Linked DNA regions of Homo sapiens: region 2 is linked to region 1. Evidence: read pairs that join two places in POLR2A ChIA-PET (ENCODE). Cell type or tissue: B cell. All regions are shown on one strand. Each heading gives the region's core, and the rest is flanking DNA. Links, peaks and the distances in the headings are about the cores only.

Region 1 (10,505 bases), core at 2,676-5,175:
GGATTATAGATCGTCAGGGAACATCACCACTTAAGTGGTAAGTTGTGAGGAGGAGCCCATGGAAGTACTACCTCCCTGGCTCAAGGATGCACGGACTCTTCTAACCAGGATAGAAGTCTCTTTTCTCTTTCATATAAAACTAGGATAGGAATTGAGATGCTATTTGGGAGAGGGCCTATGATGGATTTACATGCTTTACATGAGGTGTGAAAGCAGCATTTGGTAGGAAGTAGAGGCTGAGGGGAGAGCTCAGAAGCTACTTCGGGGCCTCTGAACTCTCCTTTGGACAGGTCTAATTTTGCAGATGGACCCCACACATGTAACTTGTTCTTTATCATGGGACCAACGTGGTTGCAACTTAAACTTACTCAGGTAAGTGACTTAATAACTTACACTTCCTCAGGTTTGCTTCTAGGTGATTAGATTAAAACAACAGAGACCATGAAGATGAGTCTCTGGAAGAATGTTCCAGTAGTGCTGGGCACAGTGGCTCCTGCCTGTAATCTCAGCACTTTGGGAGGCTGAGGTGGGTGGATCACTTGAGATCAGGAGTTCGAGATCAGCCTGCCCAACGTAGCAAAACCCCATCTCTACTAAAAATACAAAAATTAGCCAGGCATGGGGTGGTGAATGCCTATAATCCCAGCATCTTGGGAGGCTGAGGCAGGAGAATCGCTTGAACCCAAGAGGTGGAGGTTGCAGTGAGCCGAGATGGTGCCACTGCCCTCCAGCCTTTTTGGGTGACAGAATGAGACTCAATCTCAAAAAAAAAAAAAAAAAAAAAAAAAAAAAAAAAAATTCCAGTAGTGACAGGGTTTTGAAGAGTTTCCAAGCTGGGCAAGGCTTAGCAGCTCTTCTCTTTCGTGAGGATGTTGGGAGTCAGGGACACCTGTCTAGATTCAACAGCAAGATAAGGGCATGGGAGTTCCAAATGGATGCCATACAGTGACTCAGGGTAGGAGATGTGGTGTGATAGTCTGACACCAAGCAGCTTTGTGAATCTGGATCTGCAGTATGAATTTGCTGAAGCCCTAGTTTCCTCACCTGCCAAATACAGGTGATGATTTCTACATGATATAACTCAGAGGAAGATTTTAGAAGAAAATGGATAATTTACAGAGCAAACATCATCATAATAACTTTGATTTCTTGAGCTACATGGCAGACCCTCTGCTAACTGTTTTACATTACTCACCTTATCTGTTAGTCCTCATAACAATGCTGCCAGGCAGATCTTATTTATTTACAGGAACTTGAGGCTCAGATTGCTTCAAAGGAGGAGGAGCTGGAAGGGGCGAGGTTTTCCTATGAAGCCAATTCTATTAGACTCCAAGCAAATGTGTATTCCAGTCCCTTAGTTGCCACACCCTATAAAAGTAAAGGATTTCTGAAAGGTGAGGATCACTAGAGTGTTTTTTCCATACTTTCTCATATAGCTGGGGTGGCACAAGCATAATCTGCCACATTTTCCCTAATTCTAAGTTTTCCATGGTTTTGAGAGAGTGTTCAAAGCTCACTAGTTAAAGCCCTATTTTTTTATTCATTGTACTTACAAATTTTATTTGCTTTTGACAAAAATACAACTTCTATTTCATTTCTTTGGATTTAATTTTTCCTCCTCTCCAGTTCTATTGGGAGATCTTATTTCCTCCTGTTGCAAGGACTTCAACCTTATACCCATCAGGTGCCTGCCATGGTCCTAGAAGCACATTCAGGATTTGTCTTGGTCTAGACCGTCATCATATGCCTAGGGAAAGACTCTTGTATTCCGTCCTGAGCATTCACAATCTGCTTTTGAGAAGCCAAATAAATCATGCACTTATTTCCTCCTTACACAAAGAGCAAACACACAAAGTATGGATAGGAAAAAAGTTTCTTAGGTGTTGTTGATGGGAAGAGAGGTTGGCATTAGATTGCAGAGAGCAATGAATGTCAAATAAACGAGTTTGGATTTAATTCTGTAAGTAGCAGGGGTGCTCACAGGGCTTTGAATCAGGGAGAAGGAACGGTTGCAGGGGTGCTGGGGAACTTGCTGAGAGTGACTCTGTGTAGAGGAGCTTAAAATGGGAGACATGAAAGGGGAGCCTTTTGGTAACACAGTTTTCAGCAAGGAGAGATTGGTCTAGGGTTCTTCCCTTTTCCTGGCATGTCCTGAGAAGCACATTTCTCTCTTGACCTTTAATGGTTGTAGCAATTTCGTTTACACGTGGGTGAGGAGGGGTCTATGAGAGGAGGTGTTTGGCAGAGGGTGAGGGGTGGCTTGCTTTGCCAAGGGTGCAGGTTGCCTAACCTCTGGCTGCTGCACCCATGGTTTTCTTCTCCTCCACACAAGTGGGTGGCTCAGAGAGCCTTCTACCCTCCTGGTGGTTCAAGTGTCCTTCCCTTGCCATCCTATTTTGTCAGCACTTTCTCTGGTCACTCCCAAGTGTACTGCTTTACAGAAGACTTGGCCTCTCTTCTTCTGGGGGTGGGAATGTGGTGTTTCAAACTCCTGGGAGTATGAGCTTCTTCCTCCACAACACCCTCATCCTGACTTGGAGATGAGGTCTCCATAGCATTTCTACACAAGAGGTTGAATTTCCCCTCTTGTTTCATTTTAGTTTTTGTCTCCTGAGATTTAAAAACATTTTTAAGTACCACATTTCTATGTATTCATTAGAATGCCTGGAAATTTTGTTTCCTGATAGATTTCTCTCTGATTATGTTGTAGCTAAAGCAGCAGGGAAGGTGGGGAACGACCTTTTCTGCAGGGCAGCAGGGAGCATTGGACATGTCAGCTGAAAGTGTGAGGGAAAGAACCTTGGCCTTGGAGATGGGGAGCCCTGGGCACCGGCTCTGCCTCTGTGACTCACAATCACATTCGGCCAGCATACTTTACCTCCCTGCTTCTCAGCTTCTACATGTTCAAAAAAAAGAAAAGAAAAGAAAAGAAAAGAAAAAGATGAAGAAGAAAAACAAAGCAGCATTTTCCCTCTGAGGTCTTGTTTCTGTTCTATAATCTAGAAACTTTAAGGGCCATTCTGTTTCATCAGCAGGGCAAGTGTTTCTCTTTAAGAACGCTCATTACTATAAACAGATTTTTGACCTCTGTTTGGACCCACTGTTCCGTCATCAAATTGTTTCCTTTTAGCCCGAAATGTCAAAAGATCTAAAATCATGGGAGCAAGGGTCAGAGTTGAGCTTAAAATGTGGTGATTTACCAAACTCGTGTTCCGTAAATATATTTTGGGAATATTTGGTTATCCCTCAACCCCGTCTTCTATTTTTCTCTTTTTTTCTTCCTGTGTTTGGGATTCTCTGGGGGTTTAAAACATGTAGCTTGGCTGTTTCCTCCTGGTTTGGTGTTCTCTTGTTTGTTTTTTTCTCTTTGGACCCCCCCAAGGAAGGTTTTTTGGTGAATTCTATGCCATTGAAAATGCATCTGGCAGAGTAACCAGCAAAAACTGTGTTCTGTTCAGACAGAAAGTCATTTATTCTCTGAAGCATGGCTGGTGTGCTCTGTATGTGAAATTCTAGATGAGGAGTACAGGGTCTATTAGAAAGAGCCTCCACTCTGGAAGTGGATTAGAACTCAGATACCCTGATTCCAGGAACATGGTCTCTCTGCCTCTGGACAGAGACAGCCTGCATAATCTTAGGCAAGACTTAACCTCTTGAAACGTTTCCTGACAGTTGGAAAATCAGGGATAACAGCAGCCCCTCCTTGTTGATGTCACTGTGGTGAGGTTGAAGTTGTCCGTTGGACACTTAGGACAGCCCTTTGCTTAGTATGTCCTGCTCTCATTGCTGTTTGGCATCTCTCCCTGCGGACCATCCATAGGAGCTTCCTTAGTTGAGGCACAGAGTGGGCACACAGTGATCTGCAGTGGTGCTGGGCACTTGGGAGGCCTGGGCTGTGTTGAATTATGTTAGCTGGGGGGCAGCACCAGTGCCTGATGTCTGATGCCTGGAGAAACTTCTATTAGTTGAGCATATCACTAATGATTTTTTTTTTTTTTTTTTTTGGTGTTGGTGGTAGGAATTGCTATACGGATTTATTTAGAGATAGTTCAAAGGTCTTTTATCTCTGTGGTCATTTATCTGCCAAACCGGGATTACTGCTGAGCACAAAGGATGACTCAAAATGAAAGTTTCAAAGCAGTGTCAAAGGAACCATCAAGTGGGGTTCAGCTGGCGGCTGCTACTCTTCCAGCATTTGCAAAGTCGGCCCCTCTTCCTCATCGTTGCAATTTTACATCCTCAAAAAGTCCTCTCATTGCTACATTGCTAGTTGACCCGCAGTTATATTTCCTTTTTTTCTTTTTAATAAAAGGCAAGAGAAACAATCCGTTTTTGCCTTTTCCTACCACATCTTTGACTTTTCTGATTCCTGCAAGTTTAAGTTAAAAACATCCTACCTTCAAGCTACAAAATGCAGCACATCCCAGGACATCCCTCACCTGCTTTGCTTGTTTATTAGACACAAGTGGCTTTGTTCAGAAAGTTACTGGGAACCGCTAAGGATAGTCAAGGTGGAGAACACAGGGTGGGGTCTCAGAGTCTGAGGCCTTGGTTCAGGTTCCTGATAACATTAAATATAGAAAATACACAGCACAAGGCCTTGAAGCCATGCATTTTAGGAGTTTTTTTTTTTTTTTTTTTGAGATGGAGTCTCATTCTGTCACCCAGGCTGGAGTTCAATGGCAGGTTTTTGGCTCACTACAATTTCTGCCTTCCAGGTTGAAGCAATTCTCCTGCCTCAGCCTCCCAAGTAGCTGGGACTACAGGCCCATGCCACCACATGCGGCTAACTTTTGTATTTTTAGTAGAGACGAGGTTTCACTATGTTGGCCAGGCTGGGCTCGAACTCCTGACCTCGTGATCTGCCCACCTCAGCCTCCCAAAGTACTGGGATTACAGGAGTGAATGACCGCACCCAGCCAGGAAGTTTCTAATATCTGCAATAAACTAAAAATTTGTGTTATACTTTGCACACAGCCAAACTGTTTTGGGGAAAGTGTTTCAACAGCATGGTCCTCAGAGTGACTTGACTTGGAAGGTTGGCACTAAGGCTCTGATCACTCCCCTATGGAGCCATCAGTGGCCAGAGGAAGAGGCTGCCAGAGAGGAGGGCAGGAGTTAAGTAGACCCAGGTCCTCAAGAGGCATACAGACAGACACAACATGCAAACACCTTCACTGATTTTTAGCCACGCCACGTCGTATGAAGTCTGCCTGAGGCTGAATTATATATTAACTGGTGGATCAGTGAGCCCCCGCTGCTGGGGGAGTGCAAGCTGAGGCCGCCATCTGAGTGCGTTGAACAGGAACACCCAGAGCCCTATATTGCAAGAGGTTTGAACTATGCAACTTTTTTCTCTTTTCTTTTCTTTCCCACCCTCCCTCCATCCCTCGCCCATTCCTCCCTCCCTCCCCTACTCCTCCCGCCTCCCTCCCTCTCTCCCTCCCTCCTGATTGTTTCTGCTGCTTGGCTCTGGCTGTGGGTAAACTCCAGCACTGCAGCTTCATCTGGGAGACCCACAGCTCGTTTGCTTCCTTCCTTCCTTCCTTCCTTCCTTCTTTTCCTTCCTCTCTCCCTTCCTCCCTCCCTCCCTTTCTCCCTTCCTTCCTCCCTTCCTTCCTTTCTTCCTCTCCTTCCTTCCTTCCTTTCTCCCTCCCTCCCTCCTTCCCTCTCTCCCTTTCTTTCTTTCTTTGTTGCTTTTTTTTTTCTTTTTTTAAAACAGGGTCTTGCTCTGTTGCCCAGGCTGGAGTGCAGTTGTACAACCATAGCTTACTGCAGCCTCAAACTCCTGGGCTCAAGTGATCCTTTCAGCTCAGCCTACTGAGTAGCTAGTACTGCAGGTGTGCACCACCACATCTAGCTGATTTATCTTTAAATTTTTTTTTTTTTTTTTTTGGTAGAGATAGGTCTTGCTATGTTGCCCAGGCTGGTCCTGAACTGGCCTCAAGCAATCCTCCCGCTTCGGCCTCCTGAAGTGCTGGGATTACAGGCCACCGGCCTGGGCTGACTACACAACCTCTAGGGCACTTCACCATTTTCCATAATACCCCAGTGGATCTCGCCCTATGAAGGCAAGGGCCTCCCTGTATATCTTGAGTCTGCATTTCTCTCTGAATTCCCAGGTTGTTGTATTTTTCTCCCTGCCTGCCCCTTCTTCCCTGGGCCAACTTCCCTCACCTCCCCACCAGCCTGTGACCTCACACGGGAAACAATGGAGACCTTTATTTACTCTCAGAAGTCTGAGCAGTTCCCACCTCAGTACCTGGCCTGTGAGGCCATTTGATAATCATCATTAGTATCAAATGCAGGTTGCTTTGGTGTGTTTTCTAGACCTTGTTTATTGTGGTTCCCTCCCTCCCCCACCAGATGGTCGTCTTTGCCTCCCACAAGTTTCTAGCCAGTTTCACAGTGGGGGATAGGAGGTTGGGGGTGGGTAGGAAATTCTTAAAAGGAGATAGAGAGCAGCTCTGTCCCTCCAGGTGGGCCACCCACCATGTCTTGCCAATAAGAAGCAATCATTTGCAAATATAAACTTGCCCAGGAGTGTGGACAGCCTTTTATGCCAGGCCAGTTATTTCATTTGTTTAGTGTTGTTCATGAGAACTCAGCTCAGGAATTTCAGCATTTTTTACAACACACAGTACCCCTGCAGAACCAACTTAAAGCAGTAGCTCCTCATGGTGGATCATGGGTTTTGTAGTATACAGTGGGACTCTCCATGATCTCTCCATTCTTATCCTTTGGGGGCAGCATTATGTAGAAACTAACTTATTTGGGTGTGTGATTCTTCCTGTGTCATCAGGTTCCTGAACTAACCCAGTCTTCCTGCTTGATTCCTACCATTTAGATAAATGGCAGGGCAGTGTTTCTGATTGGGCTTGCGTGCTATTGGATCATGAAGGAAGCCAAGATTGGGAGATCCAGAAAGGGTCCTCGAATGAGAAGTTGAATTCATTGAGGACACAGGTGAGAATCAGGCATCTGGTCATTAGGCAGGAGAAGGCTGACAACAGAAGCTCTGTGTCAAAAGAAAGTCATAGGTCCACAACTGAGTCACACTTCCAAAATCGTGGATATTGCTAGAAATTAGAAGAGCCTCTGAGCATTTCTCTTTCAGCATCCCTCTTTTTTTTTTTTTTTTTTTTTTTGATACAGAGTCTTGCTCTGTCGCCCAGACTGAAGGGCAGTGGTGTGATCTCTGCTTACTGCAAGCTCCGCCTACCGGGTTCAGGCCATTCTCCTGCCTCAGCCTCCCAAGCAGCTGGGACTACAGGCGCCTGCCACTGCACCTGGCTAATTTTTGGAATTTTTAGTAGAGACGGGGTTTCACCATGTCAGCCGGATGGTCTCGATCTTCTGACCTCGTGATCCTCCCACCTCGGCCTCCCAAAGTGCTGGGATTACATGTGTGAGCCACCGCGCCCGGCCTCAGCATCCCCTTAATGGAACAAAACACCCCTTTCCAACTCCCTAAGGCATAGTTATTTGACTGCTGCTCAAAGGCCTTCACGGGGGGGGACGTGCCACCTTTCGCGGCAGCCCTTGTTTCAGAAAGCTCTTTCTTATATTGCACTAGGCATCCCTTTTATAGCCTAGATATTTCCAGTTCCTGAAAGTGTTCCTTGTATTCCATGGTTTCCTGGTGCCAAACCACCCTGGTTCCTGTGCTGGGAATACTAGTTTTTCAGTGTCTCTTCTAAAAGGTGTAAGTGGGAGAGCTCACAGAATAGAGTACAATACTGGGAGGTGATCTGGCCCTGCATTATGCCAGGGTATTGTAACCTCCTCTGTTCTAGACACAGTATCTCTATTAACATGACCCCAAGCTGTACCAGCTTTCTAGAAGCTATGTCATTGTTCATATACACTGAACTCAAGGTCAAGGAAACCTGCCAAACTAATATTGTCTTATGCTACTTTTGCTGTACAAATTATCACATCCGATAGTCAGTCGATTCTCTAGGCTAAAATTCAGGTGTTTGCGTTATTATCATCTCTTTGTGCACAGTTCTGGGCAGAGACGTGAATCGAATGTTATACAGATGGTCTGGTTTGGGTCTAGTGACTACATAGAAGGCACAGAAACAAGGCACTTTTAAATGTAGTTGCCCAACTCAGTCAGAAATCCTTTTCTATGTATTCTGTAGAGATACATCTCTAGATGGCTATCTGCCTTCTCCGAACCTGGTTTCTCATTTATATAATGACCTCCTTTATCTAAATGAAAGGGCTGTTAAGTGTGTGTTGTTAAAGGTGAAGTCTATTATTCTCAATTATGGTGTAAGCTCCCTGAGGACAGGAATTGTATCTTTTAATGTAATATTCACTTATTTTTATTTTTCCAGCCTAGATGTTAAACAAGTTCTTCTTAGGTCTCCTTTTTTTTTTGAGAAGGAGTCTTGCTCTGTCACCCAGGCTGGTGTGCAGTGGCACGATTTCCGCTCACTGTAACCTCCACCTCCCAGGTTCAAGTGATTCTCCTGCCTCAGCCTCCTGAGTAGCTGGGACTACAGGTGCATGCCACAACACCGGGCTAATTTATTTTGTATTTTTAGTAGAGATGGGGTTTTGCCACGTTGGCCAGGCTGGTCTCAAGCTCCTGACCTCAGATGATCCGCCCGCCTTGGCCTCCCAAAGTTCTGGGATTACAGGCGTGAGCCACCGCACCTGGCCTTAGCTCTTCTGTTCTATTAATATCAAAACAGCTCCTGCTTAGTCAGCTCTGTGTATTTTGCATTGGTAGTTAGAAACATCTGAAATCTTGTGTCTCTCGGGGTGTGTGTATGTGTGTGTGTGCGCATGCACGTGTGAGCGCTCTCCTATCCAGATATACTGTAACAGAGCTGAAGCATCTTAATTCTAGAAGTACCTACAGAGTTTAATGGGGTTTTCAGCCTAAGTGCTGTGTAGGGTATAGAAAGATGTTGCTAAGAAGTATTGATCTCAGGACATTTAGGGAAAAACCCAGGGCACTGTATTTAATAAGTAACTGTCAAAATATGTGATCCAGATGATAGTGCATGGTGTGGACAATCACATCTGCCCAGCACCTTGATAAAGTGTACTCACATCTGCCCAGCTGTTCCTTCTTTTGGGTTTGCTCTTCGTATAGTTAAGCAAAGTTGTTATTTCTCCCTGTTTTATAAACTGGGGAAAGGACTCTGAGGGTTTAAATGGCTTGCCTGAGCTTACAGCTAATTACTGAGGTTGGTGGGGTGGGGGGTGTTTGGGACTCAAACCCTCAGGTCTCCTGGTTTCCAGCAGTGGAAGCTATCTTCGAAACATTCCACCCTGCCTTGCCCTGCTGGGGCATCTTTAAGAAGAGAATAGTTGAGTCTCTTGAAACTCACCTGGTTGTTTCTGCTGCTTGGCCCTGGCTGTGGGTAAACTCCAGCACTGCAGCTTCATCCTGGAGACCCACAGCGCCTTTCTTGACTGCCCATAGCCGTATCCCTGCTAGAAAACACTGGGCAGGTCACAGCGGCAGTGAGGCGTGGTACGAAGTGATGGGCTGGCAGCAGCACAGGGCTGTGGGATAATAGGCTCGCTGTGACTTAATCCAGAAGTTATTTACAGGGTATTCTAAAGTGTCCTGGTTTGGACTGAGAATGTGGGATTCAGCTGAGGCCCTTGCAAAATAAGATTCCATGAGCGCTGACTAGCCTGAGGCCTGAGGGGAACAGTTTCCCCAGTCAAGGGTTCTGGGTCCAAGTCCCTGTTCTGCCTTTAACAAGTCCATCTGTGTTTGCTCATATTTAATAAGGGAGTCATAATGTCACTCTTCTTTTCACATTATTCTGAAGATAATCTGAGCCAATGGCTATAAAACAGTTCTGAAATGTTAACAGTGCAATGGAAATAGAAAGTGTTCTTTTTTAAAACTACTGTATAGTAGATTTCCAACAAACTATCGTTGCTAATTAAACTTTTCCATCACTTCCTTCAATATCCTTTTATTCCCTGGCCTCTCTCCTCCTCTTCTCTTAATAAAGCCCCCAGACGTGGCTGTGATGGACAGCAGCTGCAGGTTGGAAGTGGGCGCGTCCAGATACCCACCACATGGTGTAATTGCCCTTTGTGAAATTCTGGGGTGAGAGGTCAGCCCTCTTTGCCCATCTTTGTCACTTCTCAGTCATCTGTATCCTGGTGGCAGTTGTGTTATCCCAGCATCCTTCCCCTACCCCCACCTTCCCTCCCTTCTCCTGGAGCCCAGGAAAAAACCATCTGCTGAGTTGGCTTTCAGAAGATTTTTTTTTAAATACCAATTTCCCTTTGTTCCGAGGCAACCTCCAATCAGGGCTGGTGTCTGCTGGGTTTGGCGAAAGGCTGGTATTGTGTTTCATGCTCCCGGAGGAAAGGTTGTCCACTTGCTTTTCTTTTTGATTCGATTCCCTGCCATTCTGCAGGAGAGTCAGTGGTTGCAGCTGCTGCTGTCAGCTATAAGTGGGGGATCCCCTTGTTTAAGAACCTATACGTTAATCCCTTGGCAGGAGGAGAAAAACAAA
Region 2 (10,505 bases), core at 3,340-5,839, 63 kb after region 1:
GGGCTGGTGGTCTTTAAGGTGTGATTTGGGAGGTTTTGATGCTTCAAAGTCCAATGTTGATTGCCAAGAGATTGTTAAGTGAGAGGAATCTGTTCTTCTGACCCCACTCTAACCATACAAGCTCTGCTTTTCATTTATGTTACATATTGGGATCTCCAGTGAAGTTTTCTCTAAAAATATTTTGAAAGACACATACACAGATACTTAAAACCTTATTAAATGCTTTCATGGTGTATGTGTGTGTATGTGTGTGTGTGTGGTATGTGTCTGGTATGTATGTCGTGTGTGGCAGAGCTTAGGATAAGGTGTAAATGTTTTCAGATTTCTTTATTCAGTTTAATTCTTCAATTAATGTTTCTCTACTTTTGGAGGAATTGGGTTGGTTACAATACAAGTTGTTCCATTAAGGATCTGTCAAGACTAGCTGAGGTTTTTTTCATATTCACCAAGATTTTTGGTGATTACCGGGTGTTTTGTTCTTTTCCTTCTAAAAGGATTTGAGCTTCCCATTAGTGGATTTATAATGATCATTGCTTAACCATATCAGACAATGAATTACACAAGAAACCTACAATTCCTGAATTGTTGCAAACCTCATAAAGTATATACGGAGATCTGTTTCACTAAAGACTTTGTTATTTTGACAGTTGCCCTTGGTTGCTCAAGAAAACCTCCTGGAAACCCTCATAAGAAGACAAAGACTGCTTGCTCTGCAGTTGTTTTCCGTATACCCACAGTGGGTGATAGAGTGGAATATGGGCAGATAGACTCTTTTGTCTCTGCAACAGCCCTCTGAAAAGAGTTGGACAGTGGGACCTGTTGGGTATAACATACCTGCTTGTGGTTTTTCTTCAGTAACAGAGGTGGGAGGTACACTAAAATGGCAGGGAAGAGAGGAGAAAAAAACAAGATGAAGGGTCAGCTAACTGCTCAGGGCTGAACCAAGGAGGCTGGAGAGGGTGCTGGGGCTTGCTTTTGGTTTGGTGGTTGGTCCAGAAAAGGAACTCTCATCTACAATGAATTCAAGGGTCCCAGCAGTTGGACTTTCCATGGGAATCTGGGTAGAGAATTTCTACTTAACACATGTCCCTTTTTACGTCTTGATGCCATTTTTTATTTCTTTCCATGGTAGCTCAACCTCGGGAAGCTTTGGACTTAGCCTGAAACAAGTCTTTACTCTTTAGTATTGGTTCTAACAAATGCAAGTCCCTTGGGAGCAAAAGGTTCAAAATACAAAAGTCCTGATATTTTTTTCAGACCACAAGAAGTTCCTTTCAGAATGTGCTGTTTATCTCTGCTCTTACTGAATGATGATTTCTTAGGAATGTGTCCATTAAAAGATACCTATTTAGATTGCCTTGGCTTAAGCCAAGTTCTCCAATACATTCTGATTGTCTAAATTCTTTCTTCTTTTCTTCTATGTTAGGTGCATTTCAGGGTCCAGAAGTGAGTATTGAGTGTGTATTTCTGTATCTACTTGTTGAGAATGGAGAGTAGAGAATTCAAAGCTTTATTCTTTCCCATAACTATTCTTATAAGGAAATCAAATACAAACAAAAAAGGAAGTCACATGCACAACCACTATTATGCTATATAGAAGTTCATGAAGTGCCACCTTTCTGTGGCCATGGAGGGAAAAGGCAGAGTCTTGCTGGCATCTTCAGCCACTCACATACATATGCTGCTGTGCTGAGGGTCATCTTTTAGCATCGAGACCGACAGCACCTGTGTACCCATGTGCCATCTAGACCATGTACATGAAGGCACACCAGCTGCTGTGTGGCCTCACAAAGACAATTCCAGAAATCCTCAAATTCTCACTCTCAACTGAACCATCTAAAGAAAGCCCTAGGCTGTCCCTGACTCCTAGTGGATCCTGAAATTCTTTCAAAAGGAAGAGGAAAACGCTGCTTTCCATTTCCTCTTTCCCCTCCTCCCAGCTCTTTTGAGAAATCAAACACAGAATGCAAATTCTACAGGAGAGATAATACTGATTTCTATTCGAACTGAAATATTAATGACTGATAACTGATATGTTAATGAGAAGAGTTTCTGTGGAAGCAATTGAAAAGAGAATAAGGACCCTATGGCTAGCATGTTTGGATGAGAGAGAGCATAGAGCCATAAGTAAAACGTGCTGAGTATTGGCTGGGAGCCTGGAAGAAAACAGCACCTCCTTGGTTTGCCTGAGGCTGATCCTGGGTGAGATGGTGGGTTAATGTCCTTACTTCTGTGGCTCTTGATCAGTTAGACATCAAACATCTTCCAAGTTCACCTCCTTTATTTGGTTTATTTTTAACCTATTTTATCTATTTTCACCTTTGATTTATCCTTTTAGTCTAGAATTTTGGTATTTTTGAAGTGTCCTTGGGATATGCAGTGGATTCGTGTTTTCATCTATTGCACTTGGATGTTTCATGACAAATATCTCACCCTGTTTTTGTTTTTGTTTTTGTTTTCACACTTGCCAGAGCAAAACATTTTTCAGCCTTAATTGTTCAGGAACAGCCCACAAAAGATTTAGCGCCATTCCTTTAAAAGTCTTCAATTGTAGGTGATAACTATACAGATGTCTGGGAGCTCAGTAAACCAAATCTTATCAGAAAGTGTGGGAGGCATTATGCACTAGAATGTAGAGTCAAATATTTCCTGACAGTAGGGTGGGAGCAAGAAAAGTTGGATTCCAGAAGGCATTCTTGGAATCAGAGAATGCCTGAGAACAGAAGGTGGAGGTGTGACTCCAGACCCAGGATTGTCACCGGAAGGCAATATAGAGAACTGTGTGGCCCTTAGAATGAGGGTTCTGGGTCATGTGAGGTTCATCATGGCCATCACAGTGGCCTGCTGCATATTGAGCTGCCCACTCTAGACTATTGATTTCACCTTGCAGGGAGGCCAATACCATGATCTCTGATAGCCTATGTCACTCATTTTCAGCCTGCTGTTGGGGTTGCTGGCTGCATCAGAATTACCTGGGAATTTTTCATAAATACAGATTCCCAGGATCCACTCCAGATCTACTGATGCAGAACTTCTGAGGGTGAAACTTCAGGATCTACTAGGAGTTAGGGACAGTCTAGAGCATTCTTTGGATGGTAGGATTGAGAGTGAGAATTCTGGGACTTCTGCAATTAAGTGTCTTTGTGAGCCCTCACAGAGGCTGGTGTGGTTTCGTCTACCTGGTCTAGATGGTGCATGGGTGCACAGGTGGTGTCAGGTCCCGTTACTGAAAGAGGACCCTCACCAGAGTTTCTGAGGGTGAAACTGTTAGATGAGCAGCTAACATAACAAGCACAATGAGAATAGGCAGAGAGCTCATCCAAAAGACCCTGCAAAGGGGCCAGGCCCAGACCATCCATCCAGTGATTTCTCTTTAACTGCTTTGGGCTCTGCAAAAGGACATTTTTTATGTAAGTCCCTAAGACAGAGTTGGGATCCCCACAGAACTGGACACAGGGTCAGAGACACCCACGGTGAGGAGGACATGTGGATGCCATTCATCTCGGGCCTCCCTTGGGCTCAGAGGGACCACGTTATGCCTGGGAAAGAGCAGAAGGTGGAGGCAGGGTTGTGCCCTGAATTCTCATCAGCATGCAGCCCTTTCCACTCTTATCAAAATCAACGTGGGTATTTCCTGCTCACAGGCCCCTGGAGGTGCAGCAAGAACAGAGGCTGGCTGGGAAGGGAATGGAGGAGAAACTCTGTATTGTAGATTCAATATCAGCTCCATGATTTCCCCCCCAAGGGATAAATATTGTGCTTTGCAGCTTATATGATGGAACAGACTTCCTATGTGTACGATTCCAGGAAGAGAGTTAATAAAACCTCTTGATACCTTGCCTCCCCGGCAGCATTTATTTGTCTAGCAGTGAGGCTGTGTGCTGTTCATACAGTACTGGTGTTAGGTTGACATTTGTTTTGACCTTTAAACTTTATGCTTCCTCTTTCCCCATCCTCTCCCCCGCCCCAGCCTCCCCACCTCCTGTTGTTCCTCAGCATGTGAGTTTGATCTTCTGTGACCTGGGCTTTTCCAAAGGTTGACTCTCCTGGGCTTGGATTGGGTGGGGTGCAGGCTTTTCCTCTTTTCTTTGCTCAAGGGTCATCGTGTGACTGTAAAATTATTGTCTGGCAGCAGTGCGAGCGCCATTTCACATGTGGGGAGTGTGTAGAGTTTTGTTTTTTCTTTAAATAAGAAAAAGGAAAGAAAACACCTCGAGGACCCACATCTGCCTGGAGAGCACAGGGCTAGGCCTCCTGCACTGGCTGGAGAACGCATCCCCTCCTTTGGAGTCCTGCCCTGGCCCAGCAGGGACTGGGAACCGCATCCCTGGGAATGCTGGTGCCCGTCAGGGAGAGGAACATTCTTGGCTCTGAGGCTTCTTCAGATCCTGGGGGTATTTTCATAAGAGCGTAACCCCAGGGCTAAAGGAAAATTCCACTCTTCAGCAGAGTGATGCGTCTGTTCTTGGTCATCCTCCCAAGTAATTATGTGCCGTGCTTAAGCTTTGAGCTTTGCACTTGGACTGAACTGGTTTGAATCCAGCTCCACTAGATACTACCAGATAACCTTACCCAGGTTTCTTAATGTTTCTGCACCTCAGTTTTCTCATCTGTTTAATGGGATTCGTGGGGAACATTCTGAGAATTAAATATAGTAATCAATATAGAAATTCCTGGAATAATCCCTGGCAGAGTGTAGACCCTCAAAACATGTTAGATCTTAACATGATTCCTCCTTAAGCGTCTTCTACCTGAAAGAATCTTTTATTCTATTCATATTTTCATAATTCAGTTGGATTTTTGGAGGTATGAACTGTGCCTTTTTGTATAGAAATATCTAGCAAAGGTAATTTGGTCTTTAAATTCCTTTTACTTTCTTGGTATTCATTGAAGACCAAAGACGCTTTGTTCATGTGGATCCTTGAATGGATTGTTGCTGCTTACCTTATCTTCCTCTCCCACCTACTCCTATTGAATAAGGGTTCATAATTATCCATCTAAAATCTACAGTAATTAAAAAAATAAATGTATAGACAGTCCATAGAGGAAGCATAGCATATACACTAAGGTGCCCTAGATCTCTGCACTATCTATTAGTGGGCATGCACAGTTTTTCTCTCCTGATGTATCATGTGCTGTGAGTGATCTTCCTGGAACTGAGGGATGGCCATGGAGGGAGTGCTCTGTAGCTTTGAAACCTACCAGTGGGCCTTAGTTACAGACATGGCCCCAAAGGAATCATAGCAAGCTTGGCTCACAGACAAGCACAAGGAAAGCAGGTAAAGAGGAACCCCAGGAGACACTGCAGAGCTGACTCCAGAGAACTGTGGGGTCTGCTGGGCACCTCCCTCCCCTCTTCTTCACAACAGAGCATTGAAGTTATGTTTTTAACACATTTTTGCAACGTCAATAGAAACAAACTGTCTTCTTGCTCCTAGAATATAGAGAAGTGGTAGTGGGATATTAGAGTTCCACTCTTTAAGTGTGTATTCCCAACTGATGGAAAATAACACCCAAACCAAAACAAACAAACAAGTAAACAAAAACCCAGTCCAACCACTGGGGGCCTGCAGAATATCTCAGGCTAGCCGAAGAGAATGTGATAAAAGTAGGTTCATACCTTAGGTTCCAAGTATTAATCTCAACCAGCCTCTCTCTCTCTCTCTCTCTCTCTCTCTCTGTCTCTCTCTGTTTATGTGTGTGTGTGTGTGTGTGTGTGTGTGTGTGTCTTTCTTCCCCCTCTCTGACTGTATGTCCTCTTTTGGCATGGCATGGTGAGGTAAAAGGCATAGCTCCTAGGTGACATGTTAACATACTTCTAGTTTCCTACCACAACCACTTATAGGTGCCTGGGGACAACATGGCCATTCAATCAGATTGAAAACAAAAGTTTGAGCCAGTGGTAGATTATAGTTATTGAGGACAATGTGAGAAAGAGGAAGGGAGGCCCAAGATTTATACACCAATTCCTCCTAGAAATTTGTTTGGTTTACTATGAGCTGACCCTGTGACTTTGAAGATTTTAATCTTAAAATTAGGACAGGTTTTACTGCCTCTTTTGATGTACGCATGGATCCTGGCACAGTCAGGAGAGTCTCAGTCAGAGTGAGGGGCGAAGCCATAGAAAATTGTTCCATCTGAGGAACTTTATTGAAACATACATTTCTGACCTTGATCCTTGGAAGTACCCTTCAGGAGAGAGTATATGTGTTTGAGTGTGTATGTGTGTGTGGGTGTGTGTGTGTGTGGGTGTGAGTGTGGGGGTGTGTGGGTGTAGGAGGCTTAGATATATGCATCTTATAAAATAAATGCAAAGACATGCTGATGACCCATCTTGGATCTTTATCCCTCCTAGCATGAGCATCCTCTGATGGATCACTGCTATAGGTGGTGATCACAAGTAGGACGTGTAGAGGAGACTGGCAAGAGTTGTCATGTAGAATGTGACCTGGCAGTAGATGATTTGTGGATAGGGTGCGAGCACATGGGATTATGAAAACTCAGAGTTGGAGGTCACTTGTGAGTAATCTAATCTAACTCTTCTACAGACACTCTGGAAAATATTCTTCAACCTCAGCCCGAAAATAGTTATACAGTCTGGAAGGGTCCTAGCCAGGATTTGAACCTGGGTCACCTGATCCCAGAGCATATACTGTCGACCCTCATTGAGACAAATGACTGTACCCTCTCAATTTGAGTGAGTTACAGGTCTCTAGGAGTTTAGCAATAGATTCCTGAGATTCTATGCTTTTACTTGGTGTTTTTTTTTTTTCCTTTTTCTTTTTCCTTAGTCAGAGCACTTCAAATTTGATATAATGCTTTGGAGCTAGGCTAATGGAAAGGTTCCTAGAGGTAAATTTAGAATTTTTTTTTAACTTTCTTGAAAATGCTGATGAAAACTATGAAAATGCTGATACCTTCAAATCAATGCACCTTGCATTGCTACTAAAGGTCTCACCAGAAATCAAAACCTTTAGCCTGTGTCCTGGATCCTTTTTTCTTTAAATTGCTATTGGGGGTATAGTTTCATGGCTCATTGATTCAAAATATTTTTTGGTCAGTTACTTTATAGAGGCTCTGGGCAAGGTCCTACACTGACAAAGTTGAATAAGATGTTCTCCTTGTCCTCAAGGTGTTCACCATCTTCTGGGAGAGACAGTTAACTCAGTCAACATGGATATTTCTATGTGATACCTGCAGTTAGCAGGATGTAGAAGATGCTACAGTAACATAGCCTGGGAAGGCAGGAAGGTTTCCAGGGAAGTAACATAAGGTTTATGAAGTCTAGAATCTTTTCTCTTTCTCACTGAGTTCCTGTAAGAATTCAGTACTTCAGTTCTGGCTACTTTTTTTTCTTTTTCTTTTTCCCTACCATCACTTCCTCCATAGTGTTGTTTTCAAGAAATGAATAAAATATAATTTTGTCTCCTTACTTTCTAATTTGTTTTTTTTCTATAGTTTTTTGTTTTACCTCTTAATTCCTTCACTCAATTCAGGTGATTAGGATGGAGCGTACTTTTCATGTTTAGGTCAGTTTAGGAATTTCCAAGTGTAGAGAGCACCATTTTTTTTTTTTTTTCGTTGTCCAACACTAAAAAACAGTGAGTCATAGAGACTGGATTTAGAATAACGAGATTAAAGACTACCTGAGCTGGAAGAGACCTTAAGGGCCGTCTCACTCATTGCCTGCATAGATCATAGATACATGATGGATTTGTGGTCCAGAGAAGCAGATCCCTGCTCAAGCCACTTTCTTTGCACTTTGATCTCTACATAAACTGTCCAAATGGGATCATGTTTTCTTTTCTGAATGGCCCTATCCTGTCTCTATCCCTTAATTGCCCTTCAATGTTCAATGGACAGAGCCGTTTTAACGTAGTTGTAATTGACTTGTATTTCTCTCTCATCTCCTATGAAGTCCGGAGGTGTGGCTATCTGTGTGTAGCTGCCCTGGCAGGTGAGAGGGAGGGTATTATGAAAAGGTACCCATCATGAAGGTACTGTGGACAGGCAGTTGAGGCCTGAATGTCAAGCAAGAAGCACTTTTCTTTAGGATACTTTCTCCCCTGGTATTTTCTTCCCCCCACCTTCTTCCAGGGCTCCACCGCGCACCCAACCCCTAGGGCTCATATTTTACTGTTCCTGATTGACATCAGGCTATAGAGCCCTCTTTTCGCTCCATAGCACAGCCCATATGGATGCCGATTTAAACCCAGGCTAGATTGTTTTTTTTCTAAAAGGCCAAAGAAAATATGATTTCAAAACCAGACAGAATCTCCTCTCATTTCATTTAGTGACACCGTGAGGTGGAACTGTCTGGATAAGACTCCATCTAGCAAGTTAAAAACTCCCCAAAAGCACAGGGACAGGAAATTTCATGGTAAATATTTAAGCTCCTGGGCTCCAGGGCAATTGGAAAGTGTGTGTTAAGAAGCTTTCCTCTTTCCCTCTAATTCCCTGTATTCATCACTTGAGCTGTGCCATTTGGGCTTATCCTTTATGCCTAAAGAAGTCTTGCCTTTTAATCTTTTAGCCACAAAAAAATAGTAAAGAAATATAAAACACCTTAAATAATAATGCCCCAGGGAGATAATATCCTAGGAAATTTAGGGCTTAGGTGTTCCTATGGAGCACACATGTGTTCACAGATGCCCATCTCTGATGCTGATCAGTTAATAGAGGTTAATACTTCGTGTAGGATCAGCAGGGCTTGAGGTCTTGTCCTGGGCATTCTGCTCCTACTTTGTCGCTGGGTGACTCAGTTTCCACACTGGGAGAATAGGGAGAAGAGTTTTCCCTTAGGCTACCTCCCAGGAGGTGGAGAGGATTAACTCAGATGAGGAAGGCAGAGATGCTTTAGAGGCCAAAATGTGGGCAATAAAATAAGGTAGGCCAGGTGTGGTGGCTCATGCCTGTAATCCCAGCATTTTGGGAGGCCAAGACAGGAGGATCCCTTGAAGCCAGAAGGTTGAGACCAACCTGCACAACATAGTGAGACCCCCGTGTCTACAAAAAATTAAAAAATTAGCTGGACATGGTGGTGTACACCTGTGGTCCCAGCTACTCGGGAGGCTGAGGCAGGAGGATCCCTTGAACCCAGGAATTTGAATCCAGCCTGGTCAACATAGCATAACTCCATCTCAAAAAAATAAAAGTTAAATTACTTGGCCACTATCTCACCATTCTAAGTGGCAGAACTGGGTTATACACTCAACTCAGTCTTTCTCTGAAACTCAGAGTCAACCCCTAGCACTTAGTAATCTCTCCATCAGCATTAACTGTTAGATTGTGGCTGTCATTTTGAATGTCACAGTTATGCATGCTCCTGTGTGGACCTGACTGGTTCCTGGCCCGGCACCATTCCGCGTATGTCCTGGGGCTGCCATCCCCTCATCTGGTGGATAGAGTTGCACCTGTATATCTCTGGCTGTTCTGCTCACCCCTTCAGAGCAGACATCACCACCCTTTCCCCAGGCTTCTATGCAGGCAAACTGAGGACACAGGAGGTTCCTGGACACCCGTCAAGGAGGAAAGCAGGGATGCATGTTGCTCTGGGCTCCGTATCAGTTCATATTTGGCACTGCCTCTGTAGTCTGATAAAAACAGGCCAAAAGAGGAAATCCAAATTCAAAATCTGACTTTCACACAACTTCTGACAAGCTGAAATAGGCCCATTTTGGGGCCAATGATAAAAGTCTGATTTCTCAAGCACTTTATTTGTCTATTGGATCAGAATGGCACTGATTAGTACTTTCTGTGCAAAAGCAGAGACGGGGAGCCGCCTTCCCATTTCTGAACCCGACTGTTCTATTTACAATCTCTAAGCAAATTTCTGGAATTTCACTGACAGATTCCCTGGGGCATGAAAATCAAGCTTCTTGTGTGTGTGGATGGGCTGTGGGATGGGCTGGCGTGTTCTCTAAAGCGTCTTTATCTGCCTGGGCCCCCTCCCTCTCTTCTCCCTGAAAGAGCCAGTGCCAAGACTTGAGTTGTTTCATTTGGCTCAAGTCTGGAGGCATTGATACTGAGCTGGCCTTGTATGAAACCCACTTGCTGGTCCTGTTCGTCTGAGAGTCAAAAACGTAAGATCCTCTGGAGTAGAGAACAGTCCCTCCTTCCCATCCCCCTCTTATTCTCAGCCTAGGGGGGCCTATTCTCAAAAACCTGGAGCTAGAGGGGGGTCACCTAATCACTCACCATTTTTTCTCTGAGTTTTATTCGGGGTATTTTGTAAACTTGGACTTAGGGTTAAGAAGTTCATCAAAAGCTTTATCAGTGAGGCTTTGATGTCACTTGCATAACATTTTCCTAAAGAACTGTCAAGTACCAAATCCTACATATTGTTGATTTTTATCATCTGATTTTCTTGATCTCATTATGGTTTTTACTAAGAACACAAACAAACAAAAAGCCTCTGTTCTACCTTTTCTGGGGTCAAAATGTAATTTTCTTAAGTTGGCCAATTCAGTGGTAAGGCACTATAGTTTTCCACTAAGTGACTCTTT

The links. Peaks named below come from ENCODE experiments on the same cell type or tissue, not always from the same donor. Only the 100,000 strongest peaks of a DNase experiment are listed, where the experiment ranks them.
Region 2: POLR2A ChIA-PET joins it to region 1 with 6 read pairs; 2 of 35 experiments call an interaction of 5 or more read pairs at or near these places.

The regions. Positions count from the first base shown.
Region 1 is chr18:44,705,829-44,716,333 of GRCh38, forward strand. All of the region lies in intron 2 of SETBP1 (SET binding protein 1), which reads left to right. Among named protein-coding and RNA genes, the nearest start is that of SETBP1, 30 kb to the left of the region's middle. RefSeq lists enhancers at 9,167-10,505, 10,400-10,505. In B cell, for the core only: no CTCF peak of the experiment used is centred there; a DNase peak (open chromatin) is centred at 4,153; H3K27ac peaks cover 1,216 bases.
Region 2 is chr18:44,768,144-44,778,648 of GRCh38, forward strand. All of the region lies in intron 2 of SETBP1 (SET binding protein 1), which reads left to right. Among named protein-coding and RNA genes, the nearest start is that of SETBP1, 93 kb to the left of the region's middle. In B cell, for the core only: no CTCF peak of the experiment used is centred there; no DNase peak of the experiment used is centred there; H3K27ac peaks cover 690 bases.